Regions from separate parts of the Homo sapiens genome. Here region 1 is linked to region 2. The links are chromatin loops, found by intact Hi-C in ENCODE. Cell type or tissue: GM12878. All regions are shown on one strand. Links, peaks and the distances in the headings refer to the core of each region. The heading gives the core; the rest is flanking DNA. Region 1 holds the start of ALPK2-AS1 (ALPK2 antisense RNA 1). Region 2 overlaps ALPK2 (alpha kinase 2).

What was found. A loop is a pair of places that touch in the nucleus more often than their neighbours do. Peaks named below come from ENCODE experiments on the same cell type or tissue, not always from the same donor. Only the 100,000 strongest peaks of a DNase experiment are listed, where the experiment ranks them.
Region 1: it touches region 2 in a loop (4-fold over the local background); 14 of 110 quality-filtered maps call a loop at or near these places.

What each region holds. Positions count from the first base shown.
Region 1 is chr18:58,552,999-58,564,277 of GRCh38, reverse strand. All of the region lies in intron 4 of ALPK2 (alpha kinase 2), which reads left to right. It overlaps ALPK2-AS1 (ALPK2 antisense RNA 1), which reads right to left and starts at 7,256. Exons shown (of 2, transcript NR_188108.1): 1 at 7,090-7,256. RefSeq lists enhancers at 1,459-1,588, 1,649-1,788. In GM12878, for the core only: no CTCF peak of the experiment used is centred there; a DNase peak (open chromatin) is centred at 6,927; H3K4me3 peaks cover 610 bases; H3K27ac peaks cover 5,136 bases.
Region 2 is chr18:58,610,842-58,622,120 of GRCh38, reverse strand. ALPK2 (alpha kinase 2) reads left to right here. Exons shown (of 13, transcript NM_052947.4): 2 at 10,304-10,432. The coding sequence starts at 10,324. Among named protein-coding and RNA genes, the nearest start is that of ALPK2, 13 kb to the left of the region's middle. RefSeq lists enhancers at 6,509-6,578, 9,776-10,646. In GM12878, for the core only: no CTCF peak of the experiment used is centred there; DNase peaks (open chromatin) are centred at 6,220 and 6,735; H3K27ac peaks cover 1,718 bases.

The DNA of each region.
Region 1 (11,279 bases), core at 1,627-9,626, 58 kb after region 2:
GGTAGCGCATGTCTGTAATCCCAGCTATGTGGGAGGCTGAGGCAGGAGAATCGCTTGAACCAGGGAGGCAGAGGCTGCAGCGAGCTGAGATCGCACCACTGCACTCCAGCCTGGGCGACAAGAGCGAAACTCCATCTCAAAAAAAAAAAAAAAAGAACAAAGACATCAAATACGCAATTCATGAAATTCATCATAAACTTATCAACTCCATTCCTTTCTGCCTTCCTCCTTTCCTTCCTTTCTCAATTTTCAGAGATTGTTCTTAATGTGATGATACTTCATGCTAATAAGACTGTATGGAAACAGATTTTTCTCTTACACTGCTGGCAAGAGTGCAAATTAGTACAACCCTTCTGGATGTCAAATTGGTGATATTTACTAATCCTTTAACATGTAAATTTTGGCCCTGTAATTAGCCTAATAAAATTATCAGAAGTATAAATAGAGCCATCGGGACAAGAGTCTTTTCATTGTAGCATGGTTCACAATAATGAAACACTGAGAACAATCTAACAATGGAGGAATGGTAAAATATATTATGGTACAATATTCTTTGGACTATGCAGGCATTAAAAATCATGCCTTGAAAATATTTAAAGATATTTTTTAAATGCTTGGAAACAATTTACAAAGCAATATATATGTTGTTTCTTCCCTTGAGAAACTTACAGGTTCATGAGAGAAAGAGTAATCTCTTTGCCTGTGGTCACACCATTTGTTTATTGGCAGAACCAAAGCTACAGTCCTGGTCATTTTCTCAGCTTAATGCCCTTATACCTCACACCAATTCTAGCCTAAATGAGTCAGTCTCAAAGTCACTTCTTTCACTCTTACCTAAGGTAACTGACAATACATTTCATGGTTTTAAAAACAAAATGTCTCTGTTCCCCCTTTCTAGCTGTTTCACAACATGAGCTCCACTCTGTTTTACTGGAAAAATAGGATGCATATTATAATACTACAGCTTTTAAAAATCCTTTAAGAGACGAAAAGCCAGCAAGAGAATGTTTTTCTTTGATCACTGAGGGAATAGTGTGATCATGAGCAGATATTGAAAGTTAGATGCTAGATAGGAGCCCCTCAAAAGTCCAAGGGCTCTAAAAATGAGTGTTGTAAAAAAAATTGAGCCAATAGATATGGATATCATTTCCTTTCTTATATTTCTAGGACCATATATGGTAAGACTGTATTATATGAGCTGCCAAATTCCCCCAGGGGGAGCATCACTCTGTAATCCTAAGGTGCTATGGGCTAATGTTTGTAACCCCTAAAAATTTATATGTCCAAGTCCTAACCTCCAATGTGATACTATTAGCAGGTGGAGTCTGTGGGAAGTAATCGGGTTTAGATGAGGTCATGAGGCTGGGGCCCCATGACCAGATTAGAACCCTTGTAAGGAGAGACACCAGAGAGCTTGCTTCCTCTCTTCTTTCTGCCATCTGAGGACACAACGAGAAGGCAGCCACCTGCAAGTCAGGAAGAGAACCCTCACCAAGAACTCAATCAGCAGCACCTTGTCTTGGACTTCCCAGCTTCCATAACTAGAAGAAATAAATGTCTCTTATTTAAGCCACCCAATATACGGCCCTTTGTGATAGCAGCCTGAGCTGAGACATAAATTCACCCTCAGAAATTACATCCACAGCTCCAGGTAATTTGGGAGCCATTTGGTACATAAATGTAGTGAACCACTAAAGGGCATCCCTGTAGTCAAAAATAGCTTCCATGTGTACCTAATTTATACCAGAGGTTAGCCTATTCACTGGGAGGCTCTAGGTTCTTTTGAATGATGCTGATATTGTGCTTATGGCACGACACCAACTGACACTTCAGTAAGGCATTTTTCTGAAATGGAATTGTTACTTACCAAAAATAAGCAGTATGTCACAAATTACATCAGTCAGTTCTATAGTTAAAAAGACTGAAAATGAAACCATCTTGGAGGTAAATTTTTAGATCATCATCTCAACTTCTATAGGTCAAAAGTCTGCACTGATGGTAGAGAGAAACAGAAGTGTTGCCATCATCCACAAAATCATAACTGTTTATTGAATATTTGTGTGTTCCAAGTACTATATTAATGTCCAACATTTGGCATTTCTGGTAGTCCATGTAACAAAACTGTGAGCTGGCCCATAACGCTCAAAGAGGTTAATTAACATGCCCAGGGCACCTCTATCTGTAAGTGACAAAACTGGAACTCAAGCTCCATAAGAAAATCAGATCAACACAGCACAAATTGAAGCGGGTGAAGGTGAGGATGATCACTGAATGCTGACTGAGTGTAGTCAGAATAACTCAGGGGAAAGAACCCCATGGATTGGCCCCAGCATCCAGATTGTTGAAAGTACTCAATTACTCCCAAGGCAGGTGCTGATAATGCCCTGCCCCATAGCTACTCAGTCCACCTAGGTTCCCTGCAGCTGCAGGTGAAGTTTCCACCACCTGACAGCTCCCACAGCCTGAGAACTTCATGAGCTGGGAGGTTGCTTGGCCACACCAGAAAGTGGATCTGGAAGTCAGGAAAGTCCTCCACCAATGGGGGTGGGAGTTGGTAGACAGTGTCCCAGACTCCGTAGCTTCCTGTGGAGTGAGTCTAAGACATTCATCACACGATTCTTTAGAGGATCCCCAGTGATCAGGCCCCTGTTGTCCACAGCAGCCCACAGTCATTCATTCATTCCCATTTCCTGGTGGTTTTTGCTTCCATCTTATATTCCCCCTTTCTCCCCATGTTTTCTGGGATCATCTCCTGAATAAACTAACTGCATCCACTTTCTTGTCTCAGGGTCTGCTTTTGGGGGCGGGATCTTTAAGACAATTTCCTAATGCCTACCATTAAGGTTTGTTTTCCTGTCCTCCAGGACACTGAGGACAACCCCTTTTTAGATTTGACCTTAAAGGATTCTGGCCCATTCCTGAAGGCCCAGTGTTCCAATGTGGCTTATTTCATCACCCTTTCAATATTTCAGCATCCTCGCATAACCATCCAGCCCTTCCTCACACCCTCCCCAGTAGAGTCCTAAAGCTATTTTACTGACTTTAGAGCCTTTGCTGCACATCACACTGGGGTTAGATTGGCAGTATACTTCTTTATCTCCCCTGCTAGATTTTATATTCCTTGTGGGTCACTGCTGAGCTTTCTTGGGCACATACGGTATCTGACAGATCTCAATAAATGTTAAGTTGAACACTGTCATGTAATCTGATAGGTTTACCTGTTAGAGGGGATTTAAACTCAGCAAGTGTGACAACTTCAGAAGCATTGTAATCCCAAATAATAAAAAAAATCTCAATCACAGTAATTCACTTGAAGCTATTCAAAGATATAAAAATGGAAAAGTAAATCTCTCACTGGCCATTCTGGGGCATAGGCCTGCTGAGAATTAGATCTGGAAAGTCAGCATCTAACTACCTGAGAACTCAGATTGGGCAAATTCTCCAACTCTGGAAAAACAAAAATACCCTATTTCTTTTCCCTATGGAACAAAGGCAGCAGAGTGTGCCTAAGTGACCCTGCCCCCCTGAAGTAGACTGCCCATGCCCACGTAACAGTATGGTATGCAGAATAATTCCCTCCAAAGACATCCACATCCTGATTCTCAGAACCTGTGAATATGTTACTGAAGTGAATTATGGCAAAAGGGACTTTGCAGATGTGATTGAGGTTATCAACCCTGACATGGGGAAATTATCTTTGACCCAGGTGGTCCCACTTGGTCTCAAGGGTCCTTATAAGTGGAAGAGGGAGACAGGAGCATCGGTCAGAGAAGGATTTGAAGATGCTACTGTGCTGGCTTTGAAGGTCGAGAAAGGACCATGTGCCAAGGGATGCAGGCCAACTGCAGAAGCTGGACAGAGGGGATTCTCTCCCTGTATTAGTTTTCATGCTGCTGATAAAGACATACCCAAGAATGGGAAGAAAAGAGGTTTAATGGATACATAGTTCCACATGGCTGAGCAGGCCTCACAATCATGGGAGAAGGCAAGGAGGAGCAAGTTATGTCTTACATGGATGGCAGCAGGCAAAGGGAGTGCTTCTGCAGGGAAACTCCTGTTTTCAAAACCATCAGATCTTGTGAGACTCATTCACTATCATGAGAACGGTGCGGGAAAGAACTGCCCCCATAATTCAGTCACCTCCCACTGGGTCCCTCCCATGACATGTGGGAATTGTGGGAGTTACAATTCAAGATGAGATTTGGGTGGGGACACAGCCAAACCACGTCACTCCTCTGTAGCCTCCAGAAGGACATGGCCCTCCTGACACCTTAATTGTAGCCCAGTGAGATTCATGTTGGACTTCTGACCTCCCGAACTGTAAAGTAATAAATCTATGTTGTTCTGAGCCACTAAATTTGTGGTCATTTGTTACAGCAGTTATCAGAAACAGACAGAGTAGGTAATTTCAAAATAACATGCTTGAAGGCAAGTCTGGATATCCCTGGTTGGGTTTTTACTTCAGGTGTCAGAGAAGCAGCCCATTCCTCACGCAGACTGTGCAAATTCCAGTTGTCTTTGGCTTAGAAAATCTGACGTGGAAGAGAAAACAACAAGAAAAATGGCAATCTACCTGGCATGAAGCCAGCTTTGTGGAGAGTATCACACTTGGGGACTCAAGAAGCCTCAGAAGGTCAGGCCTGAGTCAGAGACTCCATAGCCAATCAACTATAGAATCCCCGGGCCCTTTCAGGATTCTTCTTAGGAAGTTTCCAAGTCCACAGAATCACTAGGAGTTCCTGGCCTGAGGACTGTGATGGGGTGGACTCCAGGAGAAAGTCTTCTGAGAAGGCCACACCCTGAATCAGACCCCTGGGAAGTCAAAGCAGCAGAGATGGAGCAAAGGATGTTGTAGCTGGGGCAAAGGATGTTGTAGCTGGGGCAGGGATCCTCTGAGCAGCCTTTAGTGCAGGGTTTCTCAACCTCCACACTACAATATTGTGGGCCAGATAATTCTTTGTTCCGGGCAGCTGCCTGTGGGTTGTAGGATGTTTAGCAGCATCCCCGGCCAGTAGCGATCTCTTCCCCTCACCCCAACCCCAGTTGTGGCTATCAAAAATGTCTCCAGACACTGCCACAGGTCCCATGGGGTGGGGATGGGGGCAAAAATCACCCCACGTTGATTAGCTTTGGCTAGATTATATACCATCACTAATCACAGTTGGGAAAGAAAATAGTTATCTCATTAAAATTAGTGCTGTCCAATAGAAATTTAATGCAAGCCAAGTATGTAATTTTTTGTAAGTACAATCACAAATTGTGCAACCAACCATTACCACTATTTAATTTCAGAACACTTTCATTATACCTGAAAGAAACCCATACTTATTAACAGTCACTTCCTCTCCCCTTCTTCCCCCAGCCCCTGGCAAATCCTACTATACTTTCTGTCTTGAATAGATTTGCCTGTTCTGGACATTTTGTATAAACGTAATCATACAGTAGATGGCTTTTGTGTGTCTGGCTTCTTTCATTTAGTGTAATGTTTCCAAGGGTCACCCATGTGGGAGAATCTATCAATACTCCTTTTTATGGCCAGATAATATTCCATTTTATGGGCACACCAGGTTTGGTTTTAGTCATGTATCAGTTAATGGACATTTGGGTGGTTTCCACTGTGTGGCCATTACGAGTAATGCTGCTATGAACATTTATGTGCGAGATCATTTTGTGGGCATATGTTTTCAAATTATCTTGGGTAAGTACCTAAGAGTGGAATTGCTGGGTAACTCGATGTGTAACCTTTTGAGGAATCATCACACTGGTTTTCAAAGCAGCTATGCCATTTTACATTCCTACCAGCAGTGTATGATGGTAAGACACTTACGTCTTTTACTTTTTTTGGAAGCCAAATTTTTAAAAAGTACAAAGATACAGGTGAAGTGAACTTTAATAATATATTTTACTAACTCAGTATAACCAAATATTTCAATATGTAAATATAAAAATTGTTAATGAGATATTTTACATTTTTTTGGTATTAAGTCTCCAAACTCTGGTGTATATTTTCCATTCATAGCATATCTCAATTTGGATGCTAATTATTCTTTGGAAATACTTGATCTGTATTTAGAGTTCATGAAATTAATTTGGAAGGGTAGATTCACATATCCAAATTGTTCCAAACCTATTAAAATTTCTCCCTAACAATATCACATATATCAGCTTTTAAATTTACATGCACATTAATTAAAATTAAAAATTCAGTTCCTCCTTCAAACTAGGCATATTTCAAGCCTCACTAACCACATGTGGCTCAAAGCTCCCAGGTTGGATAGTCCAGCTCTAAGTGATTTCTGTTGTCATTGTGATTATTTTTATATATTTTAGAGACGGGATCTCGTTTTGTCATCCAGGCTGCAGTGCAGTGGTGTGATCATAGCTCACTGCAGCCTGGAAGCTCCTGAGCTCAAGGAATCCTCCCACCTCAGCCTCCCCAGTAGCTGGGACTGCATGTACTCAGCTCTATTGTAATTTTTTAAAAGCTATTGCCCTGGGCCTCAATGTTGGTTTTCTTTCCTCTTTTACAGCTGATCCAATGACAAACTATAAATACAATCCAATGACAAAATATAAATATATATATATACACACACACACACACACACGTATATATATGTGTATATATATACACACACACTATAGTTTATACGTAATTCTTATATATAATTCTTTTTCTCTTTAATAGACTTTTTTAGAGCACTTTTAGGTTCACAGAGAAATTGAGCAGGAAGTACAGAGATTTCCCATATATGTCCTGCTCCCACAAATGCACAGCCTCCCCTACTATCTACACGGCATCAGAGACTGCATTTGTCACAATCGGTAAACCTACATTGACACATCACCATCACCCAAAGCCCATGATTTACATGAGGGTTCCCTCTCGGTGGTGCCCATTCTGTGGGTTTGGACGATGTCTAATGACACGCCTCCCCCACCATCATGTGTGATTCTGCCCTAGAGGAAGGGCGGCTTCCTGTATGGCAGTGTTCTTAGCCATGGTCTGCTGGTTTAGAACAAGTGGCAAACAGCAGCACTGGTCACCCATGAGCCCCTCCAGCCTCTCGGCCCTCAACCCTCACAGACCTTATTTCTAGTGGCCAGCCCTGCTGGGCAGCCCCCACTGCCAGGGCTTTAGTGTCCCAGTTGGCATCCTGGCAGCCATGCCACTCATTGGACGGTCTCCACTGTGTCTCTTGTATCACTTTAAAAACAACATGCCACCCTGCCTCCAGGCCATCTCTCAGGTTACCGTGGAGCTACAGGACGAAAGAGGACATGTTCCATTCATCTGTGAGGTCACAGGTTATTGGGCTTAGGAGATCTTATGTGGAATAGGAAGCTGGGGGCTCGGGAGTAGGTAGCGTTTGTCATGAGCTTTCATCATGCAAAGTCTAAGGGCTCATGTCTGCAATGAAGAGACAGCAGCACCGTCTCCCCTGGGGCAGGGATGCCACAGCCCAGCCCTCAGGGACTCCAGGTTCACACAGGACAGTGGCCCAGCCCTCAGGGGCTCTAGGTTCATACAGGACAGTGCTTCTCTTCTGGGGAGTTTGTCAAGATTCAGCGAGTCTGGGGAGGAGCCTGAGACCATGCATTTCTAACAGATTCCTAGGGATTTCTACCCTTGGTATAATGAGGGCTTAGGGCTTTCCCCAGAAAGGATTAAATATGCCCCACCCTTCCCTCCCACCTTCCTCCACCAGCTCCACCACCCCGTAGCTAATAACAGCTGACACGTATTGAAGGTAGAAATGCACGGTGCCTGGGCTAAGCACTTTGCAGCGGCTGGCTCATTTCATTATCTCAACAGCCCTGTGAGATAAAGCCTGTCAGCCAGGCTCTACGTCAGGAAGCGGCGAAGCCTTGCTTTGAATGCAGGCTGCTGACTCCAGGCTCTGTCTCTATCGATGAGGTTAAATAGCTTCCCTAATTCCATTTTAGGTCTGAGTTCCTTAGCTCTCCTCAAAACTAAAATAACTGTCGATAACAGTGGTGGCCTCTGGTGAAGGTGACTGAGTAACTGGGTGGAGAGACACAATTTTTACTATATACCTGTTCACTGCATACCTCATGAATTGTGTGTGCGTGTGTGTGTGTGTGTGAGATCTAGTCCAATAAATTAATGAATAGCTTTAAAAGACAGTTTTTAAGGCTGGGCGTGGTGGCTCAAACCTGTAATCCCAGCACTTTGGGAGGCCGAGGCTGGTGGATCACTTGAGGTCAGGAGTTTGAGACCAGCCTGGCTAACATGGTGAAACCTCGTCTCTACTAAAAATACAAAAATTAGCCAGGCGTGGTGTCGGGTGCCTGTAATCCCAGCTACTTGGGAGGCTGAGGCAGGAGAATCGCTTGAACCGGGGAGGCAGAGGTTGCAGTGAGACGAGATTGTGCCACTGCACTCCAGCCTGGGTGACAGAGCAAGACTCTGTCTCAAAAAAAGTTTTTAAAAGGCCCAGGGCCTTCACAGTTAGAACCATGTACAAGTAGCAGAGCCTACTCTCAGGGCAGGGGGATGAGACAGTGTTCACCATGTTGGGCCACCAGCATCTCCACTGAAATGGTTGGGGTTCTTCGGGCCTCATGCATGCCCCTCCCATTCTCCAGGAGTGTGCAAGGCAAAGCTGGCCTGCAACTTCCCACCAGATGATAAAGGGTACACTTAGCACCTGGTTGGCAAGGACATTTCCAGAGTAGGTAGACTTTATAACAATTCAATAAATAGTAATATTGGTTAATAATGGTGCTATTCAAAGTCAGACATGAGAATTCTTTCCCTTCGGACAGCTTGGAACAAGTCTGAATTGCTCAGTGCTTACCTTTGCTCTTTTGTGATATTATACATTGACAAAGAAGAGAAAATCAGGATAATAACCAAGAAATGATTAGACTTAGCCATTGTGGGTACCTAGATATGATTCGAATCTCAGTGTTATCTCACCTAAGCTAGTTACTGTACTCCTGAAAATGTGAATTTTAACATATTTTAAAGAAGTGCAGGTTAATTACTTCCAAATCCACATATGGAATGAATCTAATTGTTAAGAAGAGGCTCTGGCTTAACCAGTTGTTACTCGAACAACTCGAACTTGCAGTTTTCTGTGTTCCCACCCTCTTGAAGTGTTGTGTGTTAAGATTGTACCAGGCAGACCCTGCCATATGCCTGTTGAGCTGTGTATTAGTCCATTTTCATACTGCTATGAACAGATACCCGAGACTGGGTTTAATGGACTCACTGTTACACATGGCTAAGAAGACCTCACAATTATGGCAGAAGGCGAAGGAGGAGCAAAGCCATATGTTACATGGCGGCAATAAGAGAGGGTGTGCAAAGAACTCCCCTTTATAAAACCATTAGATCTTGTGAGACTTATTCACTATCATGAGAACAGCACAGGAAAACCCGCCCCCATGATTCAATTACCTCCCATGGGGTCCCTCCCACAATACATGGGGATTATGGGAGCTACAATTCAAGATAAGATTTGGGTGGGGACACAGCCAAACCATATCAAGCTGGTTCCAATGATGGGCATAAACAGGCTTGTTAACCCCCAGGCCAGATCCTTTGAATCTCCAGACCTGAGAAAAGGGAGGGCAGAGAAGCCTGTTACTTCACGGCTGGTCGAAAGGACCAACTGAAGCACAAGACACACTGATCTCGGGGATCCTAGGCAAGATCCTCAAGAGAATTAGAGGCTGGGGACCCTTGGCAGGCTGCCAGGGAGGGGACATCCCCCATGGGGTGGAAGGAGGAGCACCTGCAGGTCAGTGCCCACTCCGCGATGCTACTGTCTGTCTTATGATCAGGGCTGGTGGATCAGGATGTGGCCTTTAGTGACAGGGAATGAGAAATGAACTCTGAAGCCCATCACACTACCAGCAACCATGGTGCCTAGTTTTCTTCTCCAAACCCCTGCAGTCAGAGAGACAAGAGTGGCAGATTTCTTACCATTCTGAACCAACTCTGTGCTGGGCAGACTGCCTTTGTCTTCCACATAGATCTACCCTGAGAAGCATCCACACGAATGTCCATCATTCCAGCCCCAAAGACGATAGCTGAGCTAACACGTTTGTATTAGTCTGTTTTCATACTGCCGTAAAGAACTGCCTGAGGGTGGGCACAGAGGCTCATGCCTGTAATCCCAGCATTTTGGGAGGCCGAGGCAGCGGATCACTTGAGGTCAGGAGTTTGAGACCAGCCTGGCCAACATGGGGAAATCCCGCCTTTACTGAAAATACAAAATTAGCCAGGCTTTGTGGCGCACACCTGTATTCCCAGGTACTCAGGAGGCTGAGGCAGGAGAATCGCTTGAACCTGGGAGGCAGAGGTTTCAGTGAGCCAAGATCATGCCACTGCACTCTAGCCTGAGTGACAGAGTGAGACTCTGTCTCAAAAAAAAAAAAAAAAAAAAAAAAAAAAACCAAAAAAAAAACCCCAACTGCTCGAGACTGGGTAATTTATAAAGGAAAGGATTTAATATGACTCACAGTTCAGCATGGCTGGGGAAGCCTCAGAAAGCTTACAATCACGGCAGAAGGTGAAGGGGAAGCAAGGCACCTTCTTCACAAGGCAGCAGGAAGGAGAAATGCCAAGTGAAGCAGGGAACAGGCCCTTAGAAAACCATCAGATCTCGTGAGAAGTCACTATCATGAGAACAGCTTGGGAGAAACCGCCCCCATTGTTCAATTACCTCCACCTGGTCTCTCCCTTGATGCGTGGGGATTATAGGGATTACAATTCAAGATGAGATTTGGGTGGGGACACAAAGCCTAAACATATCAACATTTATTAAGCACTTACTTGGTGTATCAAGTACTGGAGCAAGCAGTCTCCATCCCTCACTGAGCCTATTTGTAGTGAAATTCCCTGAGCTGGAGTCCTGAGGGTGGTTGCTGAAGCATTCTTCAGGCCCTGTGTCTAACCCATTCCCAAATCCTGTCTGTTCTAATTCCGCAGTGTCTTCTGCAATGGAACTTTCCTCTCTGTATTAAATTCCAAGGGCTGCCATAACAAAGCACCCAAAACCGGGGTGCCTTCAAGCATCAGACATTTATTTTCTCACAATTGAGGAGGCACAGTCTGAAATCAGCAGACAGTTGGCAGTATTGGTTTTCCCTGGAGGTCTGAGAGAGAAGCCATCCCATACTTCTGGCCTAGCTCCAGTGGTGGCCAGAAGCCCTTGGGGGTTCCTTGGTTTGGAGCCAACATTAATCCAATCTCTGCCTCCATCATCACATGGCCTTCTTCCCTCTGTGTCTCTGTGTTCAAATTT
Region 2 (11,279 bases), core at 1,508-9,507:
CCTGCCTCGGCCTCCCAAAATGCTGGGATTACAGGAGTGAGCCACTATGCCCGGCCTCGCACAGGTTTTATTTAACCTTGAGCTTTTTTTTTTTTTTTAAGCCCTCTCATAAAGATTGGAAACTGCCATACATTTTAAACAGCAGGGGAGAGGAGAGTCAGTGGAAAGACTCTTCCACCTAAAATAAATTCAAAACAAATCCAGAGGGAGCTGCTGCCAGCTCAGTATTCACCACGTCTGTGTGACAAATTGTGCACCCAACACACTGTTGGGCACATGGAGGTGCTCACTATTAATATTGAAAAGTTAGCTTTTACTTGTTTATTAGGTAAGATACATAAATTCAAGGTATCCAGAAAGATATACAAAGACTATCACTGTCTCCAAATGGCATGCCTTCTTTCCACCCCCCACACTTAGGCCTCCTTCCAGGAGCAACCAAGCTACTGCTTTCTCGTGTATTTCTAGTCAATATATGTATAAACAAGCATATAAGATTCTTTTCTCCTCCTCCTCCTCCTTCTTCTTTGCCCATAGAAGTGATCACATTGGCCTGGTGCAGTGGCTCACGCCTGTAATCCCAGCACTTTGGGAGGCCGAGGCGGGCGGATCACGATGTCAGGAGATCGAGACCATCCTGGCTAACACAGTGAAACCCTGTCTCTACTAAAAATACAAACAATTAGCCGGGCATTGTGGCGGGCGCCTGTAGTTCGAGCTCGGGAGGCTGAGGCAGGAGAATGGTGTGAACCTGGGAGGCGGAGCTTGCAGTGAGCCGAGATAGTGCCACTGCACTCCAGCCTGGGTGACAGAGCGAGACTCCGCCTCAAAAAAAAAAAAAAGAAAGTGATCACATTCCCTGCACTCTTATACATTGTTTATTTCATTTAATGTATCCCGGAGATTATTCCATATCAGTGCATTTTTTTTATTCCATTATCAGAGTCTCATTTTTTTTTTTTTGTTTTGAGACAGGGCCTTGCTCTGTTGTCCATACTGGAGTGCAGTGGTGCAGTCACGGCTCACTGCAGCTTCAACCTCCCAGGCTCAAGCCATCCTCCTGCCTCAGCCTCCTGAGTAACTGGGACTACAGGCATGCGACACACCCGGCTAATTTTTGTATTTTTTGTAGAGATGGGGTTTCAGCATGTTGCCCAGGTGGATCTTGAACTCCTGGGCTCAAGCGATCCACCCACCTCGGCCTCCCAAAGTGCTGGGATTACACACGGGAGCCACCGTGCCGGGCCTGTCTCGTTCTTTTTAAATGTATATTGTTGTTAACAAGAAAAAAAGATTCCATTCTTTAGATATACAATAACCACATTCCTATTGATGGACATTTAGCTTTTGCTATCACAGGCAACGCCGCAGTGAATTTAGTAGGGGCTCATTAAATTTTTGCCTCCTTGCTCCTATTTTTAAAATTAACTTTATAAAGGCATATTTTGTATATCATATAATTCACCATTTCTAATTGCTAAATGCAATGATTTTTTTTAAAAAGCAAATGTACTAGGTTGGGCAATCATCACCATAGATTGGTTTTAGAAGATTGCCATCACCTCCAGAAGATCCTTCAGGCACATTTATTATTAGCATTCTCCCCACTGCCCTCACCTCCAACCACCACTGATCTACTTTCTGTCTTTATAATTTCTATTGGACACTTCATATAAATGGAATTATATTGTATAATTATATTGTATAATTCCATTTATTGTATGGTCTCTTGCGTATGGCTTCTTTCACTGAGCATACTGAGAATGTTTTTGAGGTTCATCTATGTCATACCATGTATCCATAGTTTTGTTTTGTTTGTTTTTTTGTTTTGAGAAGGAGCTTCGCTCTGTCGTCCAAGCTGGAGTGCAATGGCGTGATCTCGGCTCTCTGCCACCTCCACCTCCCGGGTTCAAGAAATTATCTTACCTCGGCCTCCCAAGTAGCTGAGATTTCATGCACCCGACACCATGCCCGGCTAATTTTTGTAGTTTTTAGTAGAGACAGGTTTCACCATGTTGGCCTGGCTGGTCTCAAACTCCTGACCTCAGGCGATCTGCCCACCTCAGCCTCCCAAAGTGCTGGGATAACAGGCGTGAGCCACCGCGCCCCACCGTATCCATAGTTTGTTCTTTGTTATTGCTCAGTGGTATTCAATTGTATTGCTATGCCACATTTTGTCTACCCATTCACTAGTTGGACCGTTAGGTTATTTCCAATAGACATTTAGGTTGTTTCCAATTTTTGGCTATTATGAATAACCCTGCTAAGAACAGTTGTGTGCGAGTCTTTGTGTGAATATACATTTTCATTTCTCTTGGGAAGATAACTTGGAGTGGAATTGCTGGGTCATTTGGTAAATTTATGTTTAACTTTGAAACACATTTCCCGTTTAGAAAAAAACAAAAAGTGCAGCTTGCTGCCAGTACTCAATTTTACATAAACACACTCTTTGAGGCTGAAACAAATTTGGCTGATTTTCAATGTGAAAATAAAATATAAAAACTGTTTTTGGAGTTATTCCTAAACACAATTTATCTCTAATTCTAATGTAACAGAAACGTATGTAATATTACATTAGGATTGGAGACAACAGTATTCTCGGGGCAAACGGGAAATGGATTAAGAAACTGCTAAAGTGTTTTCCAAACTGTCTGTACCACTTTTACATTCTCACCAGCAATGAATGAGGGTTCTTGTTCTTTTCCACATCCTCACGAATATTCCACTCCAGCAAATCTGGACTCATGTTTCAGCTCTGCCACTTGCAGGCTGTGAGAAGTTATGCTTCTTACACCAACCTTTAGAAGTGACTGAAGCTTCCAAGTCATTAGCTGGGAAATAGCAAAGAACACCCACCAGACAAGTTCACTGTGAAGATGAAATACGATCTTGTCTGTGAAGTGCCCAGCCTTGGGGCTGACACACAGTAGGCACCCGAAATGTGTTAAGTGTCTCTCCCGACATGGTCTTCTTCCTCCCCATGCAATTTACAGAAACCATCTTTGGATAAGGTTCCCTAACTAACACGGGACTGGGTATTAGGTGACAGAGGGTGCGGTGTCCAAATCTACAGTAACTGAGATGGCAAATTCAGGAAGACAATTGCCATTGGATTAGGCTGGGTAATCAGAACTAATCCCTCCTGTCCCCGCTGAGTAGGCGCCCTGACTGCTGGCTTTCCTGCCAGCTCCACAAGAGCCGGTTACCTGTGGTCTGCTTGTGAGCTGTGACCTCTTCCCTGATCCTTTCAGCTGACAGCAAGCTTTTTGGTGACAGCAGCCATGCGACTTGCTGACTATTGAGGGTAGGGGAAGGGGGATGCAGATTGCAGGGGTGCAGGGGGAAAGGGGGATGCAGATTAGTCAAAATAAAACGTGACATCACTTGAGTGTTTTAAATATTCAAATAACGCTCCTATAGCCTTTGTTCTACAACAATTTGAGAGAAATACATTATTTTTTCATCTTGCCAATGTTAAACCCAAAGCCACTGGCAGCGGCTAACACTTACATAGTGCTTACTTTATATACTATTCAGAAGAGCATTACATAGACTGACTCAAATTCCATAATGGTCAAATGAATAGATACTGCTATTATCTTAGTTTTATAGAAGAAGTGACTGAGGCAGAGAGATGATCAGCTACTGAGTGGCACAGCTGAGGTTTGAGCCTAGGGAGCAGGTACAGGAATCCACGCCCCACATCATCACATCACTCTGCTACCTGTTAAAGGTCCTGCCCATTTTAGAGTAGCTATTAAAATGTGATATGTAGGCCAGGCGGGGTGGCTCATGCCTGTAATCTCAGCACTTTGGGAGGCCGGGGCCGGTGGATCATCTGAGGTCAGGAGTTCGAGACCAGCCTGGCCAATATGGTGAAACCCCGTCTCTACTAAAAATACAAAAAATTAGCCAGGCATGGTGGCTTGTGCCTGTGATCCCAGCTACTCAGGAGGCTGAGGCAGGAGAGTCACTTGAACCTGGGAGGTGGAGGTTGCCGTGACCCGAGATCGTGCCATTGCACTCCAGCCTGGGCAACAAGAGCAAAACTCCATCTCAAAAATATATATATATTTTTAATGTGATATGTGAACAGTCTTCTCTCTGGTAATTCTATTTCTTGGCATTTAGGCTAGAGACCAGTTATGTGTCTAAGGAAGCATGTACTAGGATGTCATTGGAAGTCTGAAACACTCCAGCCAAGTTATACATCAATACAAGAGCAGATGGGTTAAGTGGGATATTGCTATACTATGGAATACCAATATTTAGCAGCTTTCAAAAGCTGATAGAGAGCCTTACGGATTGGGTTGACACTGTAAGATTGCCAAAACTTATTATTAAGCAAAATAAGCCAACTGTCAACAAAGCATGTACCATACATACCAACATACATATATACCATTCATGCCATACATACAACAAAATTATCATATATTTAGATGATTATATGTGTAATGAATAGAAAAAAATGCCTAAAAGGATACCAGATTCTTCCTCTTGGTAGAGAACTGAGATGGAGAGATGATGCCTCTGGGAGACTTTACCTTTATATGTATTTTTAAGAACATAAATGTATCCACTTAGGATCAGTATAATTAAAGGTAAATAAAATTTTTAAAAAGAAAGAAGTTGGCTGGGCACAGTAGTTCACGCCTGTAATCCCAGCACTTTGGGAGGCCGAGGTGGGCAGATCGCTTGAGGCCAGGAGTTTGAGACCAGCCTGGCCAACATGGTGAAACCCCGTCTCTACTAAAAATACAAAAATTAGCCTGGCGTGGTGGTGCACGCCTGTAATCCCAGCTACTCAGGAGGCTGAGGCAGGAGAATCGCTTGAACCCGGGAGGTGGAGGATGCAGTGAGCTGAGATCGTGCCATTGCACTCTAGCCTGGGCGACATAGTGAGACTCTCTCAATAAATAAATAAATAAATTCAAATACAAATAAAAAGAAACTTGCCACAATCCACTGTTTAGGGAAAATCTCTCTCAAACTGTTTTTTCTCTGCTCTCCCACCACCACAACAACAATCATCAACACGGAAGAAGAGGAAGACTTCCGTGACCAAAGTTGTGGTGGATTTACCCCATACGCCAAGCTGCAGACACTGGTGGGTGTTCTCGGCTTCAGTTCTGACTCTGTCCACCTGGAGATAGTGTCAGATCCCACAGGTTGTGGGCCCAGTCCCCAAGGCTACTCCTCACCCACCCCCCAAGCCCCCGGAACACCAGCTGCAAGTCAAGGCTTCTGGAACTTCTGACTGACTGGCTTCAAGTTGGGGTTCCCATGAGCACCTCTTGGGGTTAATTTGCCAGAGTAGCTCACAGAACTCAGGGAAACACATTTACTGGTTTATTACAAAGGTTATTTTAAGGATACAAGTAAACTGCCAGATGCAGAGAACCACAGGCGATTTTGCAGAGATCCATAGGCGATTTGCAGGAGCTTCTGTCCCCATGGAGTTGGGATGTGCCACCCTCCCAGTGTGTGGATGAGTTCTTCACCTCCTGTCAGCCTCCACGTGTTCAGCTCTCTGGAAGCTCCCCAGACCCTGTCCTTTTGGGTTTTTATGGAGGCTTCGCTACATAGGCACGATTGACAACTATGTAGAAATGTGATTGGACAAAAAGCACCTGATCTGAACCCAGCAAGGCCTGTCTGTTCAGACTTTTCTTGGCATTCGTTTCTCTGTGTGGCATTCTTTCCTCTAGAGTAAGAGGCAGGAATGAGGGTCTTTTGGAATAAGGGCCTTTTGACCACAGAGTCCTGCCTTGGACAGGTAAAAGAAGGATAGAAGGTCAGAGAGAGAGATTCTGTTTCCCAAGGCCAAAAGTGCCCCAACATTATAACAAGGACTATGGGAGTTAGGAGCCAGGAACTGTGGATGGAAACCAATAAATATACAGATATATCATAACACCATAACCACACAGCAAAAAAAGAAAAGAAAAAAGGCAAATCCAGCATTCTTTCCAATTAACACATTGTTTTCCCAAGGTCATCTGTGAAGCCTACCACAAACTCCTCCACTAATACCAATAATTCAATATTGATTGTTCATCTCTAGCAGAGAATGATAAATCTGTCATCAAGGGTTCTCACCTTCAGAGAAGCCACGAAACACGAGCCACAGCCTGACTTAACTGTCCTTTTCCTCTCCAGAGTACAGTCAGTGCTCTGTGGCTCAGATATGTGGTCACTAAACTGACTATGTGAGTCAAATAGTGTGTGTTTGTCAGTATTTTCACATGTGGGACAACACTGTCAGGAAGTCATCACCTGGGGAGGAGTCACAGATGACACAGAAGCTCCTCAACGTCAGCCCAGCTCTTGACAGCTGGATTTATCCTTTCCTCCTTCTCCATCCATAGCAGTGATCTCCAGGAATGAGAATGGAAGGTCATGTCCTGTAAATTACTATTGCAGGTGACAATTACACCCAGAGACATTTTTACACATTAGTTGGTATATCACTTTAAAAAAGAATCATTGTGGTAACCCACAGCAGAAAAGGAAACTGATGAAACAAGTGAACTCTTTCCTTATACTACGCTGATTACCATTATGAAAACTAATTATGTAACAGATATTTACAAGGCAATTGACATACATTATTCTAATCCTTAGACTATTATCATTCCCTCCTTTTACAGATGAGAAGGTAGGTTCAATGCCTTGCCTTATAATTGGCAGAGCTGGATGTAGATTTGTTCCTGGCAGGTGGCAAAGCCTGTATTGTGTTCACAGTTCTATGGGGCCTCCTGGTCAGGAGGGTGTTTTCTTGCTATGAGAGCTGCCCTGCCCGCCACTGTCCCCCTCCATTTGAGTAACTTCCCTAGGAATATGAAGAGTGGGGTAGTCATCCCTCTGTCTCAACAGTTGCTTCTGAAAAGCATTGCTGATTGGCCACAAAAAGGAATGAGGTACTGATACAGGTGACAATATGGTCAAACCCCAAAAACATTGTGTTAAGTGAAAGCTTCTATTTATATAAAATGTCCAGAATAGGCCGGGCTCTGTGTCTTCTGCCTATAATCCTAGCATTTTGGGAAGCCAGGTGGGAGGATTGCTTGAGCCCAGGCATTCAAGACCAGCCTGGGCAATGTAGTGAGACCCTGTCCCTACAAAAAAAAAAAAAATCCATAATAGACAAATACATACAGACAGAAAGTAGATTAGTGATTGCCTCTGGCTGTGTGTGTTGGGGGGGAGGGTGGAAATGGGGAGATGAGGAGGTAAAAGGGGTGTAGGGATTCTCTAGAGTAATGAGAATGCTCTAAAATGGATTGTGGTGACGGTTGCACAATTCTGAATATAGTGAAAGCCATTGAATTGTACAACTTAAATGAGTAAATTGTGTATGGTATGGTAATTATATCTCATTAAGGCTGTAAGAGAGCTGGGCATGGAGGCTCAAGCCTCTAGTCCCCACTACTCAGGAGGCTGAGGTGGGAGGATGGCTTGAGCCCAGGAATTCAAGACCAGCCTTGGGCTGGTATTAAATCTGGTTTTTTAAAAATACCAATTGATATCCATTCCGTAACCACCAAATGTACCCGTAACCTAATCTGGAATGGAGGTATTTATTTGCTATCTAGCAGATGAATTTTCTTCCTGTGCTGTGCAACTAATTTGCCATTATGCTGAGAGGGGATTACTATGCTCTGAAATACCACATGTATGAACCGGAGCCCCATGTCATCCAGCCTCTGCACAGCTACATTTAAGAAGTTCTATAACCAAAAATAATTGGAAATGTAAGTCATTTGTTAAAGAATGTCAAAAGGACCCAATTCACAATCACAATGCATAGTTTCTGAAAAATCTTCAGTTCAGCCTCTCTTGCTCAGTCTTCCACACCTGTCCCAGCAGGTATGTCTCTCAAACCTCTCTCCCATCTCATGTGTTCTGCCCCACACCCAAGCAGTTTTCTCTCTTTTCAGTGCCACCATGTCACTTCTTCAACATTACGGCTCTTTCCACCCATCATGTAAGTTAATTTAACTTCAGGTTTAAGCACAAAGTTGCTTCCTGCACACACTCTCCCTGAGGAAGGGAAGGCAGTGTATTCCCCTTAATTAATTTATTTTTTAACCCTGATATTTACAGAGTGTAGGTGCTTTATGGAGGGGCAGTTTGGGAACACTTTTTGGGAAATACAGTTCACACCATATTTCTAAACAGAACATCTTGAGATTAAGGAAATGCTGTGGGAACTTCCAAAGCAGCAGGAGTGATCTCAAAAGAAAGCACTAGAGGCATTTGTGAGCAGAATGCTCCAAGGGCAGCATCCACCAAGCAAGGTGGGCCTCATGGGCCAAGATCTGTGTCTTCACACGGGGCCCTGAGCCCAGAAGGGTGCCGTCTTTTTATTTTATTATTATTATTATTATTATTATTATTATTATTATTTTTTTTTTTTGAGATGGAGTCTTGCTCTGTCGCCCAGGCTGGAGTGCAGTGGCGTGATCTCGGCTCACCGCAACCTCTGCCTCCCAGGTCCCGGTTCAAGCAATTCTCCTGCCTCAGCCTCCTGAGTAGCTGGGATTACAGGAACGAGTCACCATGCCCAGCTAATTTTTGTATTTTCAGTAGAGACAGGGTTTCACCATGTTGGCCAGGATGGTCTTGAACTCCTGACCTTGTGATCCGCCCGCCTCAGCCTCCCAAAGTGCTGGGATGAGAGGCGTGAGCCACCATGCCGGGCCAGGTGCTGTCTTTGGTTTAATGCTCTGCTGTCACCATCTTAAAATCCTTAATCCTGTTTGCACAAAGAACCCCTCATTTTCATCTTGAACCGGGCCCTGCAAATTATGTTGCTCATCCTGCTACTACAGCAAGGCTCCTCAAACATCATTGGCCCTGAACTCAGGTTCCTTTTCCCTCTACTCACTTCTGCTCATCAGGAGATTTTTTAGGTGTTGGTGAGACCTTGAACTGTCCTCGGGGAACTCGTCTCTCAGGGTATCTGAGACAATCTGGAAAAGTGGGAAGAAATAGGGAAGAACTGTTTCTAAATGGGTAAGAAGCTGCTACTGACACTCATATGGAAAGGGGTGTCCCTTTGGCAATACAGCTGTGGCTGCTTTAATTTGGCCTCTCCTACCAAGAGCTTAGCTCAGGTGTCTGCTTTGGGGACCTCAGCATCCCTGGATTCAGGATTTGCAGTTCCTAACCGCCCCTTCCCTGTTCAGGCTAACCACACTGTAGTGTGGTTCTTTTCTTTGTCCGAGCTCTGTGGTGTGGGAGAACCGCCTGCCATTGTGAAGAAGTGGACGCTACTGTGTAGACAGAACTAAATGCCCTTTCTAAGCTCAGGGCTCCACAAAGGAGAGGTCTGGCCAAGTGAAGCCAGCTTGTATCTGCCGGTAGCGGTAGCGTGGAAAGGAAAGGGTTCTCTGGATTCAGACCAACCTGCGCCCTCAGGGCTGGCTCATACTTGTGCAAGCTGTGCCCTGCAAAGCTCCAGTGGTGTCTTACACATTGAAAGTGTCAGCCTGCACAGCCCTGAAGGACAGCCCCAAGGTGGCTGCCACTTGAGCTGTGTGATCTTGAGCAAGTTGTTGAACCTCTCTGAGTCTCAGGTTCCACCTCTGTAAAATGTAGGAGACATTAGTAACTATCCTTTAAGTAGCTTCAAAGAGATTAAGTGAAATAATATATCTGGTGACTAATCAAGTGTTTAGTGCCTGCCTTCCCCTAGGGCACCCACCTGGTGCTCAGAAGGAGCAGTCATATCCTAATTTCAAAATATCTCCTCCCTGGACATCATTTCAACACAACTGACATGTTTTTTGGAGGCAAAGACATATGCACACTTTTTTGAGCACAGTGTGAAAAGACTTTAAGAAGAGAAAGGAGGAGGAATGAGAGGAGGTGGCACTAACCATAGCCTCATGGGATGCTTCCCTCTCCATTGGAACTCTGGGTGCTCTGGGGTCTGCCTAGGACAATAGGATTCGTGGTTCTTAATCAGGGCACCCCCCCATTCCCCTGCAGTGTCTGCAGACATTTTTGATTGTCACACATGGAGGGGTGGGGGTGCTATTGGCATCTGGTGGGTAGAGGCCAGGCATGCGGCTAAATATCCTGCAATGCACAGGACATCCCCGAAATACAGAAGGATCCAGCCCACCTACCAGCAGCACCACGGCCTGGAAAGGCTGCCCAAAGACCTTCAGTCTGCCCACCCTCCAGCGTGCAGTGAGCTGCCAGGGCGGCACCCTGTGGTTTCTGGAATTCCTAAGAAGGCCAGAGAAATCCCAGAACAAATGGTGATGTCGGGGATTTTTTTTTTTTTCAGATTTGGTGCGGCATGAAAGGATGAAAGACTCCGAAGGGCCCCAGAGGCCCCCGCTGTGTTTTTTATCTACATTGCTTTCCCAGAAGGTTCCTGAGAAGTCAGACGCTGTGCTTCGCTGCATAATATCTGGTAACCATCACTAGACTAGCTAATCACCCTCTAAAATCTCCCTGCATACCAGGTTTCTTGGCTCACAAAGGCATTACTAAAACATCATTTGGGAAAATTACCTTGGAAGTTTTTTTTTCTGTGTAATCAATGAAGCAACTCCATCCTCTATGATTTGTTTCTAAAAGATTTCTTTGAGTGACTTCCTGGACACGATTTAGTGATCTTTACTTCACCTTGTGGTTCTGGGTTAGGCAGCTCTCACACTGGTTATTTTTTTCAGATAATCCACTCTTAATTTTCTTTCTTTCTTGGGTGTCCTTAACCATAGTTTAAATTCATGGAGCACAGAGGAATGGCATGAATCACTTTTTTTCGGTAAATTGATGGAACTCTTCTGTTATTCTTTAATTGACTTTTTTTTTTTTTTTTGAGATGGAGTCTTTCTCTGTCACCCAGGCTGGAGTGCAGTGGTGTGATCTCGGCTCACTGCCACCCCCGCCTCCTGGGTTCAAACTATTCTCCTGCCTCAGCCTCCCGAGTAGCTGGGAATAGAGGCACGCACCACTGTACCTGGCTAATTTTTTTATTTTTATTTTTATTGTTTTTTTTTTTTTGAGACAGAGTCTTGCTCTGTTGCCAGGCTGGAGTGCAATGGCACGATCTCAGCTCACTGCAACCTCCGCCTCTTGGTTTCAAGCAATTCTCCCACCTCAGCCTCCCAAGTAGCTGAGATTACAGGCACCCGCCACTACACCCGGCTAATTTTTGTATTTTAGTAGAGATGGGGTTTCACCATGTTGGTCAGGCTGGTCTTGAACTCCTGACCTCAGGTGGTCTGCCTGCCTCGGCCTCCCAAAGTGCTGGG